2 separate regions of the Homo sapiens genome follow, and region 2 is linked to region 1. The links are chromatin contacts, found by Hi-C or POLR2A ChIA-PET in ENCODE. All regions are on one chromosome and are shown on one strand. Each heading gives the region's core, a stretch centred on a gene start or an enhancer-like site at or near the end of the contact. The rest is flanking DNA. Distances are from core to core; before and after follow the strand shown.

Region 1 (6,877 bases), core at 3,341-5,840:
TGGGGTTATTTTGTAGATTAAGTAATACATGTGAGTGTGATTTATAAATATAAACAGCCACATGCATGTTACCATTTGCTAATATCTTCACCATCACTGTCATTTATATCAATCTCATCTAGTGCAGGAGGATCTATATCTTTGGAAAGGGGCGGGCTGCAACGGAAACTTGTACATTAGTTTCAGTTTACCAAAATGGTTAGAGATGACGGAAATTAAGACCTAAATCTTAGAAATGGACACATATGAAAACTTCAGACACAACTCTTAAAATACGCATCCCCTCATAATGCGTCACTTCTGACAAACCCATGAGAAAGCAAAAAATTTAACACCTATCCCAAAATAGAGTAACTTAAAAGAAACTTGAGAAATGGAAAATGGGGGCAAAGGTGAAGTGGCATAATGTCAGCCACTTACTTTTGATGGTTCAGCCAAAGAGAGAGAGAGAGAGATGGCATACCAGTAACATGTGGTGTATATATGATATTAAAAAGGTAACATTTTAAAAATGTATATACATGGAACTCCTGAGGACTTCTTCCTGTATTCTCATGGGTCATTTCTCACTTTGGAGACTACTTCCTTAAAAGACCTAATTACAAGAGGTCAGAATAGTGGAATTGTACATAAGATGTGTGTCAAAGGCCAGGAAGTACCCATAGTGAAGTAAAACTTCCTTACTTTCAGACAGGCCTTTATTGTGATGAAATTATAAATTCTTAGATGACTCATATTCTAGCCATCTATTCATTCTTAAGCATCTACAGAGTTCCTAAGAAGGACCAAGCTTGATCTAAGGTGTCAGAGGTCCATGAAGACTTCTCGAGAGGCCTCCCTCATGAGCAATCTCTACAGGCAGGATGATGCACCATTTATTTTATAGGAATTCCATCTAGTAGACACCCTTCCCCTCAAAAAAATGTGATGATCCCATCAAAAGCTTGCAGGCACTTAGCCATGGCGAGAAAATTAAACAGCCTGTATGTAGTAAACGGGTCACAGAAAGGGTAGGTTATGCAGAATAAAAAATAAGACCAAACTCAGGGGAACCAGGTCCTCTGAACTTTTATTTTTAATTAGTACATGGGCATAATGGGGTATGATCTCACACACACACACACACACGCACACACACACACACACACACTCTCAAACTACAAAAATAAATCTCCCTCTGTCCCAACCCTAGCCTTCCAGTCCCTCCCCAGAAACAACCAATGTTTTCTATGCACACGCACAATTGCATATAAACATACATTTAAAATCATAAATGGCCACTAACTATAGACCCTGTTAAATACTTTGCTTTGTCTCGTTGAACAATATTCACTCCTTCATTTACTTGTCATTCAGCAATTATTCTAGGAACCACTAAAAAAGCAGTCAAAACAGACAAAACTCTTGCCCCCATGGAGGTGGTATCTCAGTGGGCCATTCCATACAGCATATAAACAATACGTCATTATTTCGATAACTGTATTTTCACTCTATTGTAAGTACATGCTACAATGTACAGTCCTTTATGGATCAACATTCAGTTTGCTTTCTACTTTGCACATTCTTTTTTATAAATATTGGGCTTGCAGCACCCTCTTCTTTTATAAGCAAATATTTTGGCCAAACCCTGAACAATTGTTTAAAACACGTTCATCTATGTCAAGGTTGTATTTTGAAAATGCCTCATTCAATGACTTAGTTTTCACTTATCAACATCTATAAAACCACATCAGAGAAGATATTCATTCTAGAATTGTTTAACTAAGTTAAGATTCCAGTTGATTATTTGCAACAGTTTAGCAAATTACCTTACAGTTTTTAACAGCCTATGAAGAAAGTAAATGTCATAGTCAATCCATTTTTTTTCCTTGCAACTGTTAGGTGTGGTGTTAATTCTCCCAGCTGGTTTTCAGACAGCTTTAAAATTAACTTTGAAGTTTCTCTAACCCTTAAAAAAAAGTCAATGATTGCTTTGCCAAGAAAAACAGAGCCCTTACTGAACAAGTCAGAATTCACTAAGGTCTTCTAATTTCAAATGTAGACCTTCTGGGCACTGTGTATGTGTATAGACGTGTATATATGTATGCATTTGTGTCTATGCATACATGTGAGGATGCATGTACATGTATGTAAGCTAACATTCATAGAAGGTCTATGATGCACTGCAGCTGAAGGAGTAATGCTGAACCACTGTTACATCAATCCATCTTACAAAATAAATACATAACCAATACAAGAGTCCATGCTGACTTATAAAACAATAACCCCAAGATTTCTTGAGCACCTAAAATGTGTGCCAGGCTCTGTGCTGTTTTAAGCGCATCTCTTATGCAAAATAACTCAATGTAAGGATAGGAAAGCTGACTCTTACAGTGGCTTAGATACTTTGCCACGTTAATTCAACCCCTAAGCGATAGAGCTGAATGTCAGCGTAGACAGCCTCTGCTTTAAAATCTCTATAAAGGGTATGACACTATTGTTAACTTCTAAATACATCTGATAATATCTGCTTATAAATTATGAGATGGCATTTTATATCTATTACCAGAGTATAACATATCACGTAGGATTTATACAGGTTACCTTATGATTTTTATAAATGTGGGATCCATTATTCAACCCACATCTACCTACTCCACATCTGGGTATTCTTTTTTGTCACCTCAAGGTACCCCAGAATGAAACCATGGAGAAGTTGTACTGCCCACTTTCTGCAAAGAAGCAGGGTTAAAAGCAGGAGCTCTGGAGGGCTACTGCCTAGATTCAAATCCGAGCACAGTCACATGGTAGCTGTGTGCACTGGACAAATCCCACTTCTGTTTATCTGTTTAGTGGGAATGATATTCTTGGTGGCTGAGTGTATTGAAGAGGAATATATATATGAAGAGCTGATAGCAGTGTTTGCCCTATGTTTAGGTACTCCATACAGCTTGCAACTATGGTTATTTGCCCATATTCACTCCATAACAGAATTACAATCAGGTATGTTCTATCCCAGACTCAGGGCAGAGCCTGGAGTTCAAACATACCACATGTTGAGAAAAAAGGTCAACTATGAAGTTCATTGGGAGCTTAGAACAATGAAGAAAAGTTAAGAACAATGTTCAAATGAGGAGTAAATGAAGTAATTGAGGAACTCCAAAACTACCATCCCAGAGCTCCTCAAGCAAAGGTCTCCAATAACCTCCTGCAACCCTGCGGCAATAACCAGCAATAACCAGCTCTGCAGACTGGAACCCATTCAGTCTGATGTGAATACGCTTTGCTCTGGAGGAAGAAGCTCTGCTCATGGCAGACAGGCCTGATTGCCAGAAGTTACATTTCCTGTGAGTGAGCAGGGAAGCCACAGAAACTAGAGCCATGGGGTATTGGGGGCATCCCAGGTGAAATGAGGCTCTCACCACCTCAGAGGAGCCTTCCGCCCACAGATGAAGCATCCCAATGAGGGACAAGAGGGGCAGTTGGCACACAGCTCGCAAGAAGGCCTAGGCACCCTACCATCCCCTCTCCCTGCACTGGGGACCACCAGAGGCTCAGGGCCAGGGGAGAAAAGTGGCTCTACAATAAGGCTCTGCACAAAAGGGCCTCCCTTTTCAACTCCTCTCCATTTGCTCCAGCTGAGCCCAGCTTTATGCAAACAACACTCTTTTTTTTTTTTTTTTTTTTTTTTTTTTTGAGACGGAGTCTCTCCCTCTCGCCCAGGCTGGAGTGCAGTGGCGCGATCTCAGCTCACTGCAACCTCTGCCTCCCAGGTTCAAGCTATTCTCCTGCCTCAGCCTCCCTAGCAGCTGGGACGGCAGGCATGCGCCACCACGCCGGGCTAATTTTCGTATTTTGAATAGAGAGGGGGTTTCATCATGTTGGCCAGGCTAGTCTCGAACTCATGACCTCAAGTAATCCACCCAACTCGGTCTCCCAAAGTACTGGGATTACAGGTGTAAGCCACCGCTCCCGGCTGCAAACAACACTCTTAAGCTCAAAATGCAGGCTACTGGAGGGGTGGGGTGAGCCAACAGTTCATTAAGTGGCAGCAGGCCAGGGAAGCGGGGTCGGCGGGAACGGGAGGCAGCAAGGGGGAAGGGAACCTGGCTCTCAACCCACTGGAGCCAAAGTAAACTGTACTTCAAGGGACCCTGGCCCTAGGCGGAACGAGCCTGCGGCTGATGGGCCGCCCGCGTCTCCTTGCACCTGCCCTGGCGCCGCAGCCAAGGCGGCCCCTGCTCGGGCCCTGCGCTCCGGGGCGCGGGCCGAGATGCTCGCCCAAGAAACATGGCTGGCTGGAGCCTCCGGGCGCGGGAGGGACGCGACCGCCAGCCTGGGGAGGCGGGAAGGGGGAACTTGAACGCCCGGGCGGGCGGCAAGTGCAGCGCGTTCCAGCCGCTCCCCGGCGCGGCCACTTCCTCGCCTTCTCCTTCCTTCCCTTTCCTCCCTCTTTCCGTCTTCCCTCTTCCTCATTCCCGCCCAGTCTCCTTCCTCCCTTCCTAACCCCCTCCCCTCCCCTCTTCCTGCTGTCACTTCCAAACCCAAGGACAAAACCGTTACCTGCGGGCCCCGGAGCGGCCCCGGAGTTCGCCTCGGTCACTGCCGGAGCCCAGGCGCGCGCTCGGTGGCCGCCCGCCTCATCCCCGCGCGTCTGAGCGGCCCGGCGGCAGCTGCTCCTTTTATGGGGCTCGCAGGCAGTAGGCTCGGCCAGGGTGTCCCCAGCCCGCTCGGGCGGCAGCGGCGTCAATGCGCGCTATTCACACTCCGGGCTGCGGCTGGTACCCCTCTACACGCCCCCCGGGAGTGCGCGACTGCCTGCCCGCCCCCATCCTCAGGGCCTTGGACGGGGGTAGGGGTGGGAGACAAATATGGCTTTCAGGGCACCCACTAGGGGAAGGGAGTCACATGGTTCTGGCCCTGGGTAGCCAGGGTAAGAGGGGCCCACCAAGAGCTGCTAGCACCTTGAAATGAATAGGGAGGTGCCGGTCAAACACGGGAGTGTGGGGTTGACTTCGAAATACAGCAGGAAGAGAGCTGAACCTTTCATTATCATCATCACCACTATTTTACTTATGATTATCATTAAATAGCATCTGCCATTTTATTAAGTGATTACTATGAGCCAAAAAATTCTCTTCTGGTACAGAACATTTTAAAAGCCTGTGTGTTCTGGGTCCACCACCTGGCACTTTGGTTAATACAGACAGAATCACATCTTCCCTCTTCTCAGTGGAAACCTCTGCTGGCCCCATTCCATAGAAGAAAAGCTACCCACATTAGCTCTGCATTCAAGGGCCCTTAAGTTTCTATCCTGGTCCTACTCTTTAGCCTCAAATCTGATGCATCTCACCCTCAAGAGACCCCAGGAGGGGGTTAAGTATTTGTCTTTTTATTAAAGATCAGAAAGACAAAGCTCGGAGAGGTTAAGTAATTGCCAAAGGTCACTCAGCTAAGAAATGCTGGAGCAATGCCCCAGGTCAGTCCAAGTTCAAAGTCCTGGATCTTGGTCTCTCCATGCTACTGTTTTTAGTAAACTTCTAAGGCCAAGAGGGCATCACACCCTTTTGAGTTCTGGATGATATCTCACCTCTTCACTGGCAAGAATAAAACTTGAAAGAAATTGGACTCTCTAGGCCAAGAAGAAAATCCCAGAGAGCCCTGTTTGAACCTGTCACCTCCGGGCAGCTCTTCCTTTTATTCATATACAACTTTAGTTTTAGTTTCAGGTGGACCACAGCAATAGTGATGGGAAACAATCAATTTGACTAAACTGGGATTGGCCCCCAGCATGCTCACATCACTGCCTGGAATGGCAAGAAGAACTGGAATTCCCAAGGCTAAGCACCATAGCTCATGCTTACAATCCCAGCAATTTGGGAGGCCAAGACAGGAGGATCACTTGAGCCCCGAAGTTTGTGACCAGCTTTGACAACAGAGGGAGACCCCATGTCCACAAAAAAAAAAAATACAAAAATTATCTGGGTGTGGGGGCATGCACCTGTAGTCCCAGCTACTTGGGAGGCTGAGGTGAGAGGATTGCATGGGCCTAGGAGTCTGAGGCTGCATGAGCTGTGACTGTGCCACTACACTCCAGCCTGGGCAACAGAGACCCTGTCTTAAAAAGAAACGGAATTCCCAGTGATAGGTTTGGTTCTGTGTCCCCACCCAAATCTCATCTGGAATTGTAATCCCCATGTGTCCAGGGAGAGACCTGTAATCCCCATGTGTGGAGGGAGACAGGTAACTGGATCATGGGGGCGATTTCTGCCATGCTGTTCTCATGATGGTGAGTTCTCAGGAGATCTAAGAGTTTTATAAGGGGCTCTTCTCCCTTCGCTTGCTTCTCTTTCCTGCTGACTTGTTAAGGTGCCTGCTTCCCCTTCTGCCGTGATTCTAAGTTTCCTGAGGACTCCCCAGCCATGAGGAACTGTGAGTCAATTAAACCACTTTCCTTTTTTATTTTTATTTTTTGAGACGGAGTCTCACACGGTCACCCAGGCTGGAGTGCAGTCGCATGATCTTGGCTCACTGTAGCCTCTGCCTCCTTGGTTCAAGCGATTCTCACGCCTCAGCTCCCCGAGTGGCTGGGATTACAGGCACGCACCACCGCGCGCGGCTAATTTTCTGTGTTTTTAGTAGAGACAGGGTTTCACTGTGTTAGCCAGGATGGTCTCGATTTCCTGACCTCGTGATCCGCCCGCCTCGGCCTCCCAAAGTGCTGGGATTACAGGCGTGAGCCACCACGCCCGGCCCACTTTCCTTTATAAATTACCCAGTCTCAGGGAAGTTTATAGCAGTGTGAAAATGGACTAACACACCCAAGAAGAAAGCCAAAAGCAATTATTTGTTACACTTCACATAATACTAGAATGATTTTTCCATGTGACTTACAGAA
Region 2 (6,388 bases), core at 3,701-6,200, 48 kb after region 1:
TGGTTGTCACCAAGAATAAGGTAGGATATTTGTGTTACATATTAAGATGTCAATTTCAGATGGGGAAAAGAAATTGACTTACTGACTGAACAGGAGGTAGAGTGTGATAGCATCTTCTTTGAAAGAAAAAAGAAAAAAGCTATGTGCATATATATATTAGTGCAGAAAAGTTAGGAGGGAAACAAAGGAACACACGCACATGCAGTTACTTTTGGAGAGTTGGACTTCAGAAAGAATGAGGGCTAGTGTGTAATTTTATGCTGCATTTTTCCATTGTGCTTGACTTTTCTGCAAGCAACGAACCCAACTTTTGTTTTGCCAACCACAGTAACTTCTGGGAAAAACTTCCCATAGTGGAAAGATCTCATTTTAACTAATCATTTTTACCTTATTCCCTATTCCCTGATCTTATTAGAAGTAAATTAAGATGGGTTCTAATACAAGCTACAGGAGGGCAGGGGGTTTTTATATTTTGTTGATGGGGCTATGATTCCCCAGTGCCTAACAAGCGCCTACCACATAGTAGGCACTCAAATATTATAAGTTATTCTCAATATAAGGTCACCTTCAGGTAAAATTAAAAGTAGTAAATTAAAAAGTCCCAAGCTAGAAAGGGATATAGCAAAAGCATCCATAAACTGGAGTGTTAAGCCTCATAAAAAGGAGTTTAAATGTTTACAGACTTTTTTGGCTTCCCTTTCAGGTCACTATCTATAATCATGTATTTTTAAAGCAACTCTCTTTGGCATGACTCCACAATTAATGAGAAAATTATAGCACTTACTGTCTTATAGCCAAGTTATTTCATACAGTCTTTGTCAAATTTGTAGATTCCCACTGATCTAATCTTTATTGTGGCAAAGAAATATACCCAGTGCAATAATTCAGATGCAAGGACTAGTAGATTGTGAAGGATGGGGGGGAAAGGAGATTCTTTAATCAGGCGAGCAGTATGAACTTTTCAGAACAATTCAACAGTGAGCAGAGTAGAAATCTAAATGATTTTTTACTTCCAATAGAATATAGGATAAACTATCTGGTTGGTGGAAAATAATATGTATCATTAAATACAAACAAACTTATGTTTCATTTTCTATTTTCAAAATGATTTTTCAAGGAGTTGTACTTTTTTGCATTGCTTTGATAATTACAATAGCACTCTAGGAAACAGCCTGAACTTCATAATGACTGCATAAGGTCAAAGTTCTTAATGTGTCCATTCATTCAAGTATTTATTGAACGTGTATTACCTGCTAAGCATTGTGCTTACGACTAGATATAGAAATACGGGAAACATATTGATATCTCATTATATGGATATAGTTATATTGGGATATTGAAAGAGAAATAATTTAAAAATCTCCACAAACAAAAGCCTCACAGAATGGAATTAAAAGAAATATGTTTTTTTCTTTTCCTGCCCTTTCAGGTCAGATAATCATTTAAAAATCTTTTCGCTCAAGAACATTCAGCCTGATGAGTCACTTTCAAGCCCAAGACCTCCCCTTTACTCTCATGCCTCAGATCTTCTCAAACATTTTGGTAAAAGTCAGGTAACATTTTCTCCATCCTGTTTTTATTCTTGAATCTGGCCACCTATCAAAACTTTAAGGATGTCAACCGCCATGGATGAAGAAATAATAATCAGCAACAGCAGCTCAAGGACTGTATTTGAAAAAACAAAACCAAACCAGATATCTAGATGGCATCAGTCATCAACTCACTAGATTCTTGAAAAGCAAGTGGATTGAGTGCCATTTTTATCAAATGGAATCACTTGTCAAACAGGTTTACCAATAACAAAATGGCAAATCCCAGATCCCACTATTTAGAAACATTGTTTAGTCATAATTTTCCTGAGTGTTGACATCCCAAATTAGTCATGTAAATTTACTGAAGGCCAACAGTAGCAGAAACTTGTCAACAAGACCGAGGAAGCAAAGGAAGGCAGCATCTTTACATTTTTAGTGTTTATAACACTTCAAAAGCCTAAAAGTCATCAACAGCTGGCCTACTATCAGACACAGAGATCAGCAGAGTTACTGAATTAATGGCTGGCATTGTTGCTTTCTTCCCACCAGACATCTCAAAAAATGCTATGACAGTTTTTCTGGTGCCAGAGGGTGTCAGTATGACTGCGAGGGATGTGCTTACATTCAAATATTTGGGGTCTGATTATCAACATAAGAAATTTTTTTTTCAAAGGAAAAAACAAACATGCTGAGAAAATGGTGATTACTAAATGAACAGAATTTTGTTATGCAAATACAGTTGCAAAGAAAAAGAAATATCTGCAGTATTCTGATGGGGGGGTGTCTTTTGATTTAGCTTTTTCTAGTACTATCAACTCTATATTTACTTTCAGCTTTAGAAACCCTTTTACCTTCAGTGCTCAGTGTCTCCCAAATTCTATTCCATGCAAGCCTAATAAGCCAACATCAGAATAATGCATGGGTCTGTGTATTTATTTATTGAAATCATTAAACAGGCAGTTTCAGTCGGTATCACATCACCTGCTTTATATTACGCAGCACAGGGTCAAAGAGAAATTACAATTAAATTTTTCAATAACTGGTGTCAATTAAGCACGGTGTTTAGCTCCTTTGTAAATATGGAGATCTTATTCTCTCTGTCTTCTTTTTCCACTCCTCTACCCCCATCCATATGCCAAGAATGAATAGAAAACAAGGGGAAAGGAGAGGCTGCCTCATCAGAAGCCTTTGCTAGATGTGTCTTAGTAAAATCAGCTATAGTCATTACTTCTATGGCACCATTAATTCATGGGCATAGTTTCTGTTCTTATACACAAGAATGTCAAAGATCCATACAACTGTTTATCACAAAAACAGTCTTGGGTATCAAACGTATAGGTTCAAAGAGCTCCTTTCTGTTAATAAAGCCCATGTGAAACTGTTTTGCCACAAGCTTTTAGAGAATCTAGACTCAGGGTTGGTAGTTCCAGTGGACACACCAGGGGCCACCTCACAAATTGCCTCTTCTGGCCACAGTTAAACTGAAGAGGCAGTGAGGCTCTAGTCTCCCCTGGGGGTGGTTTCATATCAAACACACATGCCCATGCTTTTGCTCAGCAAGGATCGGGAGAGGAGCCTCAAGTCTAATCATAGGAACAGACCGATTTAAGAGCCATAATTGAGTAAAAAGAATAACGGACCGATTCCACGTCTCTCTAGCACAAACACAACAAATCCAAACACCAAACCTCAAGCATCTTTTTAAACACAGAAATACAACTTGAAATATACAGCCTAAGAAAGAAACTACATGGGGAAGCAAATGGGTAAGCTTCCGTTTTTAACTCTCTGGGGTGGGTAGGGTGGGTAGGGTGGGGGTGGGGAGTTAGGAGTATCCTCATCAAGAATCCTTTCCCTCTGCCCCATCCCCTTTCCCAAAGCCAAAAGAGGAAAGGCATTGAGAGACAGGGGCAGACTGCTTCTGTTTGCTCAGTTGAGAAATGGAGGAATCGAGTCTCTGTTGATACCATTAAACTGCTAAAGCTTTCAACAGCACTAAAATTCATTGGCAAGTGATGAGCTGCGCCTTGTCGACGAGTTTCAGTGCAAGTTAAATCACGAAAAGAATCCAACTTCATATCTAATTAATACAGGCTTCCAAGTGATCAAAAAACAACAGTTTTTCAGAAAGTATGAGCCTTATAGATGATAAAAGACAAGCTTTTCTCAACTAAGAAATGCATTTATTTTCCCAGAACCCCAAAGACAGTATGTCATTCCGTGGGTTACCATGTGCATATGGAATTTTTATGTTTTCAATATAAAAGTCACAATGCCCTCATGCAAAAGCTTCCCGTTTTACTGAAACCCCCAACAAATGTGTCCGAATCTTTTGAAAGCACTGAATACTCATTCAAGAGGAGTAGTAAAACAAACAACACTATAAACCAGCAAGGGTTATTTGGCTAGCACACACTCATAAGTAGTCTCCTAATTGATTCTCAGTTGACAGGGTGTTGAGCATGGTAAACTCTGGGAAAGAGAAAAGGGCCCAACATACCTAATCCTTAAAAATAAGCCATACATACCCTCAAATAATTTAGTTCAGGCACAAATCCACTCCCTTTGTGTGTGAGACAAAGTCTATATACCAACACTGTGGACAAGACAGCTTCCTTGTACACTCCATTGCCCCCTGGTACCCAGGTCAGTTAGACTTAGGACTTAGGAAGAGGAAGGGAGGCATAGCCTTCCTGAATCTTCAAAAATCCCCCAGCCTTCCGGGTTTGGCCCATTCACTTACAGAACCAGACAGGGAGAAAAGCCTTTTAGCTCCCAAGCACTCAGCAAGCCAGACTCTGGATTCTGTTTTCTGATGCCCACAGACATACATCTCTTACCTAGATAACACAGTGCTCTAACATACAAATGTTAATTTCCAGGAAGCAAACTTAAAAAGCCTTCCGCATGTACATTCTTCCTTTTAGAAATAGGAAAACGGACAGAGGAGAATCGCAGCCCTTCCGTTTCTAATTTTCCCCGAGAGCTTACAAAGCCCTCCAAAGTGCAAAGGCATTTGCCCACCGCGCTGCCCGGGGAAGCAGCTCTCCCTCTCCCCTGCCTTCCCCAGCCTGGGCGCCGGAACAATGCAGCAACATACATTTACCAACACCTGCTGGAGCCTATTAATATGCACGGGGACGTACTGATTTTTCCCCCCTCCCTTCCCCTGCCCTCCACACTGAGCAGGCTTTCATCTCCTCCTTTACCATCCATCAGGAACTCATTTCGCCGGCCCCCTCCCCCTCCCACCCCCAGTCCCCATTCAGCCGAGCCCCTCGCTCCAAAAGCCCGGGCTGACGAGCACACTTTGGAATGCACTTCATTAAAATTTAGCTGCCCGATTCCAACCTGCAATGCGGAGGAGGCAATACAAAGCGCGCGCCACACTTCCTCCAGCATCCCCTTCAAAAGCCCCATTGTTCGCCAGGCATCTGCTCCAGAGCCCGGCCTCTCCCTATCCACTGACCTCTGATTTTTTTTTCTCCCCCCTCCCCCTTCCTCCCAGCCTGGCCAAACGGGCCTGCCTGGTGAATTAAAACGCAGCCGCAGCCATCTGGCCCTCCCAAGCTGGCCGGGTTTCTCCCCGCCCCTCCTCCCTGGTCCACACACCACACACGGCATCTTCACCTCCATGGATATTCCCACAACCCAAGCTCAAACCTCCGGTGGCAGGGAGCCTCTGCCGCCGCCTGCCTGTCCCCAGGCTTCCTCCGGCAGCGGAGCGTTCGAATCCAGAGGTGGGCAGGGGGCGGTGGAGGGGTGGCGAGAGGAGATCATGGACCACTTGTACTTGCCTGCAAACCCCAGCCCAATCGCCAAGATTAATCCTTCCCTTTGTGAGCCTGAAACCGCCTCCCACCACGCTGGTCCTTGGCTCTGCAGCGGCTGTAAAGAGAGGCGGGGGTGGGGGGGGGGTGGGACCGAACCCCTTCCTGGGAGAGCTGGGGGCGCCTCGGCCACCTGACCACAGAGCGGTTTTTCGAGGGAAGAGGTGCTGGCAGCAGGAGCAGCTGATGGTGCGAGAAGGGAGAGAAGATGCCCAGGCTTGCGCCTTTTATATTACTGGCGACATTTCTAACACATGACAACAATTTCCATCTGTATTTAAGCCGGGAGTGTGAAAAAAGAGCATTACATCACAGAGCCCGGGCTCCTAGAGGCTGCCGGATATCTAGGCCGGGGGGATTAGGGGGCTGCACCTGCGGAGGGGGCGGGGACTGAGCGAGCCTCTCCCTGCTGGGGCGTGTCAGGTCCCCATCACCCGCATGGCCCTGTGGGAGCCCCTGGACATGGAAAGGCGGGAAATAGGGTTGCCCCATTTGCGACATGCTGGAGGCTGAGTGCATGAGTGGGTGGGTGAGGGCGAGGGAAGGGGCGTGACTCCCTTTCTTGGTTAGGGATACAACCCTGACTTCCCAAGAGCAAGGGACAGAAGTCCCTTCTGATGAAACTGACTTCTGCCTTTCTGCCTCTTCCCCAACTTTGGAAGGAATTCCAATAGATAATAACTCTTATGTTTGAAATAATTGTCTTCCTTTGGAGTTAAAATAAAGACGATGGAGTGGCTTAGAAAATGAATTTGAAGGATCCACTTTCAAGGAATTGACACTTCAAGAATCAAAGGTACAATCTGACTCAGAATCAAGCTGCTTCTCTACTGCTCACCTCTATGTCATTAAAACTCACTGTTTTTAAGGAGTGATAGGATAGTGGATAGGGGGAGGCTGGCCTCTGGTGCAGATGGTTGGCAAAGCTGCCTCTTTAAAAGATTCTCTAAGAGCCGGCGGTATCACCTCCACCCTGTTTCTTTTGAGGGATCCTTCCTCTTCATCCACCTTAGTGAGAAAACTTTA

What was found. A loop is a pair of places that touch in the nucleus more often than their neighbours do. ChIA-PET counts read pairs that join two places held with the same protein, here RNA polymerase II (POLR2A). Pooled maps may share reads with other maps.
Region 2: a loop to region 1 is called in a pooled map, with 2.2 times the contacts of the local background. The contact joins two enhancer-like sites. A Hi-C loop is called at or near these places in 1 of 50 pooled maps. POLR2A ChIA-PET finds 5 or more read pairs at or near these places in 6 of 52 experiments (BJ, H1, HCT116 and 1 more).

What each region holds. Positions count from the first base shown.
Region 1 is chr3:65,544,866-65,551,742 of GRCh38, forward strand. The region is part of intron 2 of MAGI1 (membrane associated guanylate kinase, WW and PDZ domain containing 1); the gene reads right to left. Among named protein-coding and RNA genes, the nearest start is that of MAGI1-AS1, 350 kb to the right of the region's middle. Within about 2 kb of position 4,591, at least 5 of the 41 ENCODE cell types and tissues checked have a DNase peak (open chromatin) inside an H3K27ac peak, as active enhancers do.
Region 2 is chr3:65,592,486-65,598,873 of GRCh38, forward strand. The region is part of intron 2 of MAGI1 (membrane associated guanylate kinase, WW and PDZ domain containing 1); the gene reads right to left. Among named protein-coding and RNA genes, the nearest start is that of MAGI1-AS1, 300 kb to the right of the region's middle. RefSeq lists an enhancer at 5,469-6,020. Within about 2 kb of position 4,951, at least 3 of the 41 ENCODE cell types and tissues checked have a DNase peak (open chromatin) inside an H3K27ac peak, as active enhancers do.